Regions from separate parts of the Homo sapiens genome. Here region 2 is linked to region 1. The links are chromatin loops, found by intact Hi-C in ENCODE. Cell type or tissue: gastrocnemius medialis. All regions are shown on one strand.

Region 1 (5,000 bases):
TATTCTATTGGTCTTGCAAACTTCATTAAATAATTGATCTTTTCTTCAAAGCTCTATTGTTCATTTGTATGTTTTAAATTAAGTTCACTAAATAATCTAAATATGGAATTTCTATTTATTTTAATCTGTCTAGTTTTCAGTCCAATATCATAGAATTTTAGTAACAGTCACTTGTAATTGATATTTTAATTTGTTAAGGCCAGTTTAACTTCATGGCTTCTATTCATTAAAAAAGCAGTTTTTATATTCTTGATTCTTCCTTCTAGATCATTTAACTATCAGATTATAGAGTATTTTGTAAGGACTTTTATTCATAATTTATAGGAATCCTTAAGCCAAAGAAGGCTGGGAATTTCTGTGTCAACCAATCAACTAACATTTTAAAATTCAACCAATATACATTAAGCTCCTACCACTTGCAGGCACAATGCTAGGCTCTAGGGCTAAAAAGATAAGGAGGGAATGCCTCTTCCCACCCCTATCCCCAAATGAGTGCAATTCAAATGCATGAAGGTTAAAGCTAAGATAGAATGCACAAACTTAGAACGGCTCCAGCAAGGCTCTTCACCTGCCCCCTCTACCCACCAGCCTCACCATTATGCGCTTTCACTTATAAGTATCAACATAAACGAAAGGCTCCAGGAAAGCAAGGGCCTGAGAGTATTTCTGCATAGATCTCATTTGACTAAATACTCCACATGTATACGGGCCTTATTTGTGTATGGAATTGGAGGTTAAAAGACATGAAAGCCTGGATTGAAAAATTTGTCTTAAGAGACATGCTTCACTGGGATGGATAAAGCCAATGATTGTCCTGACCAACCTCAAACCCAGTTCAACACCATTAGCCAGGCAGAAATGTTTTGCCAGCCATTTGAGGCTAACACTGCCACTTTAATTAAAGAGTTATGATGTCAGTTTGGAAACACAATGGGAGAGCAGCTGTGCTCCAGCAATACATTAATACAATTTCCATCAACGTGGATAAGCTCCTACACAATGCAAAGGAGATGTGCGAAAAGTTACAAGGTGAAAGCAGCTGTAAGGAGAGGGCAATCTCAGAGTTTCTGCCGTGAAGGAATTACTCTTCTTAGATTATTAGATTGACCTCTTGCTTATGCTTCCATTAATATTTCTTAACGTGCATGGTCAAGATTCTAAGTCACAGGACTTTAAAGTTGCTATAATCATTAACCAACCACATAAAGAAAAGTCATGAGGCTGACCATAGCAATAGGTCATTCAATTTACTTAGCAGTGAGCCCTAACACTCCCACCTTCATGCACTCCTGCCATTCATCGTGATAAGTAGTGCTTGAGTCTAAACCCATGTCCATCAGAGTTAATACAGGTACATTTTAAATGTTCTGTGACTAAGCTTGCCACTAACACATATTTTGTTAATTACCTTCATGTAATTCTCTCCAGTATCATTACTTCGTATGTGTGTATGTATCATCTGATCATTTGATTAATACTGACATGTAGTCAAGAAGAAAAGTATGTTTCATGCTATTTTGAGTAACTTCCATTTAGAAGCCTACTCCTGAGCACAAAATTTGCAACACACAATTCACTTTGCAACTCCAATATTTACTCTGAGAAACACCCTTTTAAAAAGATGCATGTGGCCTTCATGTTTACTTATTTTTGTTGGTATTCCAAATCCACAGTGGATAAGGAATTACCCTAGACATATAATCATCTTGTACATTTTAAGACCTTATAGCTAAAAATGTATTTGCTTAAGAGTTCACTAATGTTTTGTTGTGTGTGTGTGTGTGTGTGTGTGTGTGTGTGTTTTTGTTTTTTTTTTTTTTTTTTTTTTGAGATGGAGTCTCACTCTGTCGTCCAGACTGGAGTGCAGCGGTGCGGTAGGCTCACTGCAAGCTCCACCTGCAGGGTTCACACCATTCTCCTGCCTCAGCCTCCCCAGTAAGTTTTTTTCTTTTTTTTTTTTTGAGATGGAGTCTGGCTCTGTCGCCCAGGCTGGAGTGCAGTGGCGCAATCTTGGCTCACTGCAAGCTCTGCCTCCCGGGTTTATGCCATTCTCCTGCCTCAGCCTCCCGAGTGGCTGGGACTACAGGCGCCCACCACCACGTCCTGCTAATTTTTTTGTATTTTTAGTAGAGACGGGGTTTCACCGTGTTAACGAGGATGGTCTTGATCTCCTGACCTCGTGATCTACCCGCCTCAGCCTCCCAAAGTGCTGGGATTACAGGTGTGAGCCACCGTGCCCGGCCAGAGTTCCCTAATGTTTTAAAAGAGTCAAGTGTTTTGCCTTTTTTGTCCTGAGTGGGGTTCATCCTTCATCTGGGGATCCTTTATGTAGTGTAGGTTTCTCACTTTTTTCTTTTTCTCAAGATAAACACTGCACACCTGACTACAATATCTCAAGAACTGAGTGTTAGCATGGTTGGACCATCTGGCACCACAACTCAGATTTAATTAATGTTTACTGAATACCATGTGTCAGAGCCCGAACTAGGCACTACTGCACATTTGGCTGAATACCCCATGTGTACATAGGCTTAATTCATTAGTTGACCATTTTCCAAAAATCCCCATACATCCACCATGAATTTTATTCTCTATATTCTGATGTTTTGACCTCTTGGGACCTTGCTGGCCTGGACGGACTGCCCCTCCCAGGGTTAGCCAATGCCTGCAGACGTAAGGGACTCACCTGCAAGCGCCTCTCCATATGCAAACCAACAAAGAGCCCACACCCCACCAGCTCCCTTATCAGACTCATACTCTGGAGCACTATTCTCCTTCCCTAATCACCCCAGGGCCACGTAGCAGACAACTAGAGACAGCCCTGTACCGCAGAGCCTGCTAAAATGATGCAAACTAACCAATTCTGAACCTGCTTACCCTGCTTTGCTCATTCCTTCCCATGGAAACCACCGTAAGGCTCTTGCCCACATTTCTTCTTGTTCCCCCTGCCTCCTGCCTGATCCTGCTGCTTCCCTGTGTGCCCCCTGCATGGCATGCCATGCTGTACCTCCGGTTTCTAGGGGACTCTTGAGTATAATAAACTTCCTTTATGACAGTCATTTCTGTGTCTGCATGTTTTACCATACCTGGTTAAAACAAATCCTGGGTACTATTAAAACACCCCACATAATTATAGAATTGGCAGCTAAGATTATTTGGGTTTTCTTTCATCCCACCCTCTACGCTCAGTAAACAAGTTTTAAACTTTTTGTCGTTTACATTACATTACCTTGTCTGGCCCACGTTAACAATACTTAATAAAAGCACTTGTAAGCTCCTTTACTGAATAACCAAAAAGATTTAATTAACCATTATTTTCTACTATATGAAAGAGCAAGCTCTAGCTATCTACCATGTCGCTTCACAGCACCCACCACCATGCCACACTGCTTCACCGTACTTGGGGACAGGCAGTAATGACACTCTGCCCACATCATCTTCCCCTAAGCTAGCAGGCTGGAACCCACTAGCGACCTCAGTTCGTAAGATACGTGTTCAGAGGTCCCACATTTCACTGGATTGGAAGCTGGGTGCGTCTTTGCAGGTCTAGCTCTTACACTGAGTGTGGGGTTATTTGGGCTATGCTAATTGGCTTTAGATCCTGGGACTGCTTCAGAGAGGGTGCTAAGCTAGTTTCTGTGCCATTCCTTCTGCTGGCATCTTCATCTAGCATCCTGTCCTTGGTCTAAAAGTGCGCTCTGCCTGAGCAGGCGGCAGCAGTGAGGAAGCAGAGGCACTGGCAGATGGAGATCTGTGTTGCCCAGCAAGGTTTCTTTCTCTTTTCCTTCATAACATGTCAAAATGTAAAGACGGCCATTTTGGGGGTTAAAAAATGGACTCTAGGGCAATGTACCTAAGTAGATATATATATTCTTGGGGATGTATTTCCAAGCAAGGTCACAAGCACTGAGTTTCTGCTTCAGAAAGGCCTACAGACACTTCTCTGTTAATTCTGGTAGATGTTAAATGTACAATAGGACAAGTATGTAAAATTGGACTAAGTATAGAGTTCAAGAAATTGATTTTAGACCATACAACAGAACCAAGATGTAAGTTGTTACGTAATCCTTCAGTGATCAAGATGAATAAAAGATATAATGGAATTTCTTCTATCCTAAACTAGCTTTGTAATGGCATATTTGGAATAGGACCCTGTAAATTAAATCAAGGACTGCTTCGCCTTTTTCAGGTTTGGCATTCCTGTCAGTGTCATAATTTTAAGAATATGTATTCTAACCAACAGGAGGGTAGCGAGCTTCTCAATGTGTCTCCACGGCTTCCATGGAGGATATTTACTCACTAATTCTACTAACTATTTTATTGAGCAGGTTTACTATGTAAAACAGACTGTCCTAAGCAATTGGTATATAGTAGAGAACAAAAGATAGAAAAAGTCCTTGCCCTCCTGCAGCTTGAAGTCTAACACCATGAATGACTGTATGGATGAATGAATACATAAAAAATGTAATCAGGTTAGGGATCATGAAACTAAGTGAACACAGATTACCATATTTCATTGATAAGATTACTTTTTCACATTTTAACATCCCTGAAATCAAGATATGTCTTAACATTTATGGTATATTAAAATAACTGACAACTTGGCAGTACTCACAGCACAACTGTCATGTCCCTGCACGTGCATAAACTTGGTCACAGCTATTCATTTTGTTTTCACTTCTACTGAGTTATGGGCATTGTTGGCACTGCACGTGTTCTGTTTAATTGCCACTGAAATGGTTTTCAAAAAGATTACACTATCATTTGGCACTGCAAGGAGACATTACTGTGTATGCATGAAGGCACCAAAACAGCAGTGTGACATAAACGTTCTATTACTAGAGGAAACATTTGTCTTTGTTTGGCATTTCCATATCATTTTACAAAGCAAGATCCAAATGCTTTACCAGACTGAATAAAGAAACACAAAAGTTAAAGAAGCTATGTTACAGTTTGTTACTGAGATTCATGCAAGTGAACCGTCACACCCCAAGCAATGC
Region 2 (5,000 bases), 640 kb after region 1:
TTCTCTCCTACCTTAGCCTCCGAGTAGCTGGGGTTACAGGCACGTGCCACCATGCCCAGCTAATTTTTGTATTTTTAGTAGAGATGGGGTTTTGCCATGTTGGCCAGGCTAGTCTCAAACTCCTGACCTCAGGTGATCCACCCACCTCGGCCTCCCAAAGTGCTGAGATTACAGGCATGAACCACCATGCCCGGCTGCCAGTTGGTTTTATCTTTAAATTTGTGTAATCTAAATAAATCAAAAGAAATCATCAAGGAACCAAACGTGGCCGGACGTGGTGGCACGTGCCTGTAATTCTAGCACTTCGGGAGGCTGAGGCAGGAGGATCGCTTGAGGTCAAAAGGGCAAGATGGTGGGACCCCATCTCTCCAAAAAAAGAAAAAGAAAAAATTAATGCTTAGCCAGGCTTGCTAGTGCACACCTGTAGTCCCAGCTACTTGGGAGGCTGAGGTGGGAGGACTCCTTGTATCCAAAAGTTCCAGGCTGCAGTAAACTATGATCATGCCACTTCACTCCAGCCTGGGTGACAGAGACCCTGCCTCTTAAAAAAATAAAAATAAAAATAAAAAGGAACCAAATATATTGTGAAGGCACTGAATATGCTATACCACTAATAAATCCAATATTAAAATAACTAACCATTTACAGAATTCTTATCCATAAAAATCCTGGTTTCATGGAAATGAAAGAGAGATGGTGCAAAGAGATGAGCAAAGTGAGAAAAATTAGCAAGGGAGGTAAGAAATTGCCTGTCACCTTCAACAATGCTAACGAGTGCATACTGCAATTTGAGTCTGGGCTGGTGACTGACAAAGAAAAGAAGGAGTGAGGGAAAGATCCCTCCAACCTGGCCCCAACCAAAGGGGTACACAGGAGTGGCTACCTGAGGCTCAATGTTTGCTGTTTGCTTCATATTAATTTCCAGATTCAGTAGGGAAAATATTGTTGAAAATTTGGCCTTAGTGCTTTAATGTGCAGTTGGAGAAATATTCCAGGGTAAATCATGCTTTTACATGCCAAACTGCTGTTTAAAAGTAATTTCCCCTTTTCCATTTTCAACATGAATTCTGGTAAACTGCAACAGGGAACTATATTTAAAGTGCAAATCAGGGCAGGCAATAGAAATCAGACCTTTTTCATGATAACTTTAAATAATTCAAGCCAACAAATGTGTTAGCACATCTAGACAGAGAGATAAATCAAGATTTTACAACTAACCTGGGACTAAGATTTATAGGCCAGCCTAAGCCCCGGAGTGCAAGAAAACTGGCGAGTAATTAATTGCAACACATTTAAGCAGCACTAATCAACTCTCTTTCCCTGTTCCTGTGAGGGAGCAAGGGACCCCCATTCCCACGCAGGAAAGATGATTGTGCCTTCTACCTCCTAACTTGATTTTGTCCCAATTCTCTTAATTTGTTTTCCCAAACTTTCCCAGGAACATCTATCATAGAAACCAAACGGAACAGTAAAAACAAGAAAACCACTAAGCTGCCAAATAACTCCACCTCAGAGGGCGCTGGCAGGAACCAATGAGATAATGCCTAAACTTTTGGCATCAGCTCAGAATATATAAAAAAGCTCAGCCAATAGCTGTGGCCATGCTGGTGACCACAATGATAATGACTGGCAGTCTGGGAAGTGTCTAGGTGGTTGCCTGCCCTGCACAAAAGCCAGGAGAGCATAAAACCCGGTACCTGTGGCTCTGCCACCCAGGCCAAAGCTCACAGAGAGCCGTCTTGGAAGCACACATGGCTCAGGCGCTCCTTCCAGGCTATGCAGGCTGCCACTTCTTTTCTAACACGCTGGGGGAGGAAGCCTTTGGGGCTTCACTTTCTTTCCTGTGACCTACTTACAAAGCATGTCACCCAGCTGGCTCCAGCCTCCAGCAGCTGCCTCTCCGTGGAGCTTTCCAGGATTAATTCCAGGTCCTCCAGGGGGCCTTAAGCTCCAGGATGCATGGCGCATAGCCAACTTACTTGTTTCCAAGTACCCACTTTGAAGATAATCCATGGTAGCAGAGGGACAGAAACAAACACCCCTGCAGCCCAGCGACAGAGGTAAAGTCTGCCTTTTCTCCACCCTACTGGGACAAATCCACTGTCCCCTGTCCCCACAGTAGCAGACAAGCTGGGTAGCAGCTCCATCTACCATGGGACAGCACCTCCAACCATGGGATGGAAGGCCCTGTCACTCCGTACGTTTTTTAAGGGGCATCGGATTTTATTCTCTCCCTCTTGGGTTTTATACAGGGCAGGCCAATGGCAGGGTCAACACACTTGGTGGCAGAAATACCTCAGAAGAGGGAGTGACCCAGGCAGGGTCCCTTGAGGGGAGGGGGTGACCCGGCCGGGCAGGGACCCCTCTGAGGAGGGGGTGACCCGGGCAGGAACCCCTGTGGGGACGGGTGGCTGGGGCTAGAAATGAGGCTGAAGGTACCAGGGGCCATATCATGGGAGGGGGTGGTATTGGGGAGTCAGGTTTTTCCTGAGCCAGGAACAGCTGTTTGAGGTTTTAAGGAGGGAATGCCCTGTTGAGATGTGTGCCCAAGACAGCTTTCTGGAGGCAGTGTGTGGGACGGCTGTGGGAGGACAAGAAAGGACACAAACATGCCAGTGGGAAGGCCACTGGAGTCAAGCAAAGAGCGCTAAGGGCCTCAATGAAGGTGGCAGTGAGCGGGGGGGGGGGGCCACTAAAGAAGCAGAAGCTGCAGGCTCTGAGACAGAGCACCCGGGTGGGGGGTGAGACGGGAAGGGAGGGCCTGGGGCTTCCTAGAATAAAGGAGGGTAGCACGTGTGAGGGAAGGCAACTTGGTGCCCAGCGTCCTGAGGATACGCAAGTGCAGACAGGCAGGAGAGCCGGGTGCAGGGGTGAGCCCAGCACAGGGGTGTGCGTGCAATAGCGGCTGCAGCACTAGAGTCTCCACAGCGCACCAGAACGGAAGCCAAGGCTCGTGAGGCCAAGGACGGCTCAGGGGAACTGCAACATTTAAGGACAAAACTGCAAAGGAGACAAAAGGAATGGCCAGATGGGGAGGAGAAGCAGGAGAGAAGGCAGCTGTTTAATGAATCCTTTCAAAGAACTCTCTCCTTAAAGCTGCACTGTACAACAGAAAGATGTGGCAGTAGAGGAGACCCGGGCCGGGGCCCTGCCTGAGAAGTCATACAGCATAAGGTCAAAGTACAGAGTACTTTGTACTGTGTACAGAGTACAAAGTACAAAGACAAAGTATACTCAAACCTCCTAGGTTCAAATCCGAGCGCTGCCACTTAATAGTTAAGCAACCTCTCTGAGCCTCTGTTTCCCTCCCTGTAGAGGGAAGAAATGGAACAAGAATTAAGTGAGTTCATGTATGTTCAGGTTCAAAACAGTACCTGGCCTATGGTAAAACCTATTGAGCCTTTTGCTCAAGTGCCAAACAGTAAACTCTTAGGAAAAGAGATCTGCTGCTGGGAAAGATGCCAGGACAATTCAGCCAGTGGAGAGAAGTAGTGAGGAAGGAGGCCAAGCCTCCCACCACACTGAGGCAGCAAGCATGCAGACACAATATTCCTGCTTTGAGCCTACTATCGACTCAGATATGATCTAGTTCCATCTGAAACTCCTCTCCTGTTTTATTACAGAAGTCATGGGAAACACTGGAATATTAGCTTTTCTTCACTTGACAACAAAGTTTGATGAGACCAACATATTCTATGGGCCAGAGAGTAAATATATTTTACAGGAAGCACAGTAGATAGTGAAAAAAAAAGAGAAAAATAGAAAATAACTATATATATTCAAGAGGGAAAAGATCATTTCATACTTTGATTTGCATCTTGTTTAAAAACCGTCACTCAGGATATGCAAACCAGAAAATTGCAACTCAAAACAGTCTTGGGGGTGAGATTTAAAACCCCACCCTCACTAGCATGTTCCATAGCCTAAGTCATAGGAAGGGTCAGAAAAATCCCTGGTCACACAGCCTACTACAGAACACATCAAAGAGGAACACAGCAAACATTCAAACAAAAAAAAAAAATTAGCAGTTTACGCGATTCCTTTAAATTGCAAGTGTACTATGGAACAGTTAACTGTCAGGCTTAACTTATAAAAATATAATTTATGATTAACTTTTGGGCATCTTATTAATTACAAGAAGTAGGTCTTTAAAAGTACCCCCTTAGTGTGCAGATGGGTAGGTAGATGGATAAACAGACATACAGATAAAGTAAGTACCCCTTTCAGTACCACTCAATCCATGGTACACACAATCTGAGACGCTCTAAGCCTTTAGAAACTTATTTGTATATTGCCCAAAAACCTTTGCTTTAACAACTCACGGCTCTAACTTTTGATACTCATGCTCCACGGACTATGGTCTCCTCAGCAGCATTTAAAAATTTGCCAAATGATCCTGGAGCCTGAGACAGACTTCATAGTTTTAGTTCTGGTGTTTCCAGTTCCTTTCCCAAGTACACAAAAGACCTGACTGAGGAGTAGGCCTCAATGCCACACTTTGCTCTCTCCAGAACAACTCCTTACTTTAAGGCAAAACAACCACCGATCATCTTTTGTTTTTTTTTGTTTTCTGAGATGGAGTCTCGCACTGTCGCCCGGGCTGGAGTGCAATGGCATGATCTTGGCTCACTGCAACCTCCGATTCTCCTGCCTCAGCCTCTCGAGTAGCTGGGATTACAAGCACCCGCCACCATGCCCGGCTACCTTTTTTTTTTTTTTTTTTTGCATTTTTAGTAGAGACAGGGTTTCACTATGTTGACCAGGCTGGTCTCGAACCCCTGACCTCGTGATCCGCCCACCTCAGCCTCCCAAAGTGCTGGGATTACAGGCGTGAGCCACTGCGCCCGGGCTTGATCATCTTTATATTCCACAGATGTTCACAGAAATCACCCAGTAAGAGTCCTAGTTTATATCCGGGCCTATGGTGGCCCAGGCAGGGTTCTCACACCTGGCTTCACAGAAAACTTACCTGGAAGTCTCATTTCAGATCTTCTGAATCA

What was found. Hi-C counts contacts between places; a loop is a spot of excess contacts. Peaks named below come from ENCODE experiments on the same cell type or tissue, not always from the same donor. Only the 100,000 strongest peaks of a DNase experiment are listed, where the experiment ranks them.
Region 2: it touches region 1 in a loop (9-fold over the local background); 1 of 110 quality-filtered maps calls a loop at or near these places.

What each region holds. Positions count from the first base shown.
Region 1 is chr13:31,850,087-31,855,086 of GRCh38, reverse strand. It overlaps LOC124900336 (a long non-coding RNA gene), which reads right to left. Exons shown (of 2, transcript XR_007063748.1): 1 at 2,878-5,000. It also overlaps the pseudogene EEF1DP3. Among named protein-coding and RNA genes, the nearest start is that of RXFP2, 110 kb to the right of the region's middle. In gastrocnemius medialis, no CTCF peak of the experiment used is centred here; no DNase peak of the experiment used is centred here.
Region 2 is chr13:31,206,309-31,211,308 of GRCh38, reverse strand. The region is part of intron 1 of B3GLCT (beta 3-glucosyltransferase); the gene reads right to left. Among named protein-coding and RNA genes, the nearest start is that of B3GLCT, 8.8 kb to the right of the region's middle. RefSeq lists an enhancer at 1,792-2,319. In gastrocnemius medialis, no CTCF peak of the experiment used is centred here; a DNase peak (open chromatin) is centred at 1,883; H3K27ac peaks cover 993 bases.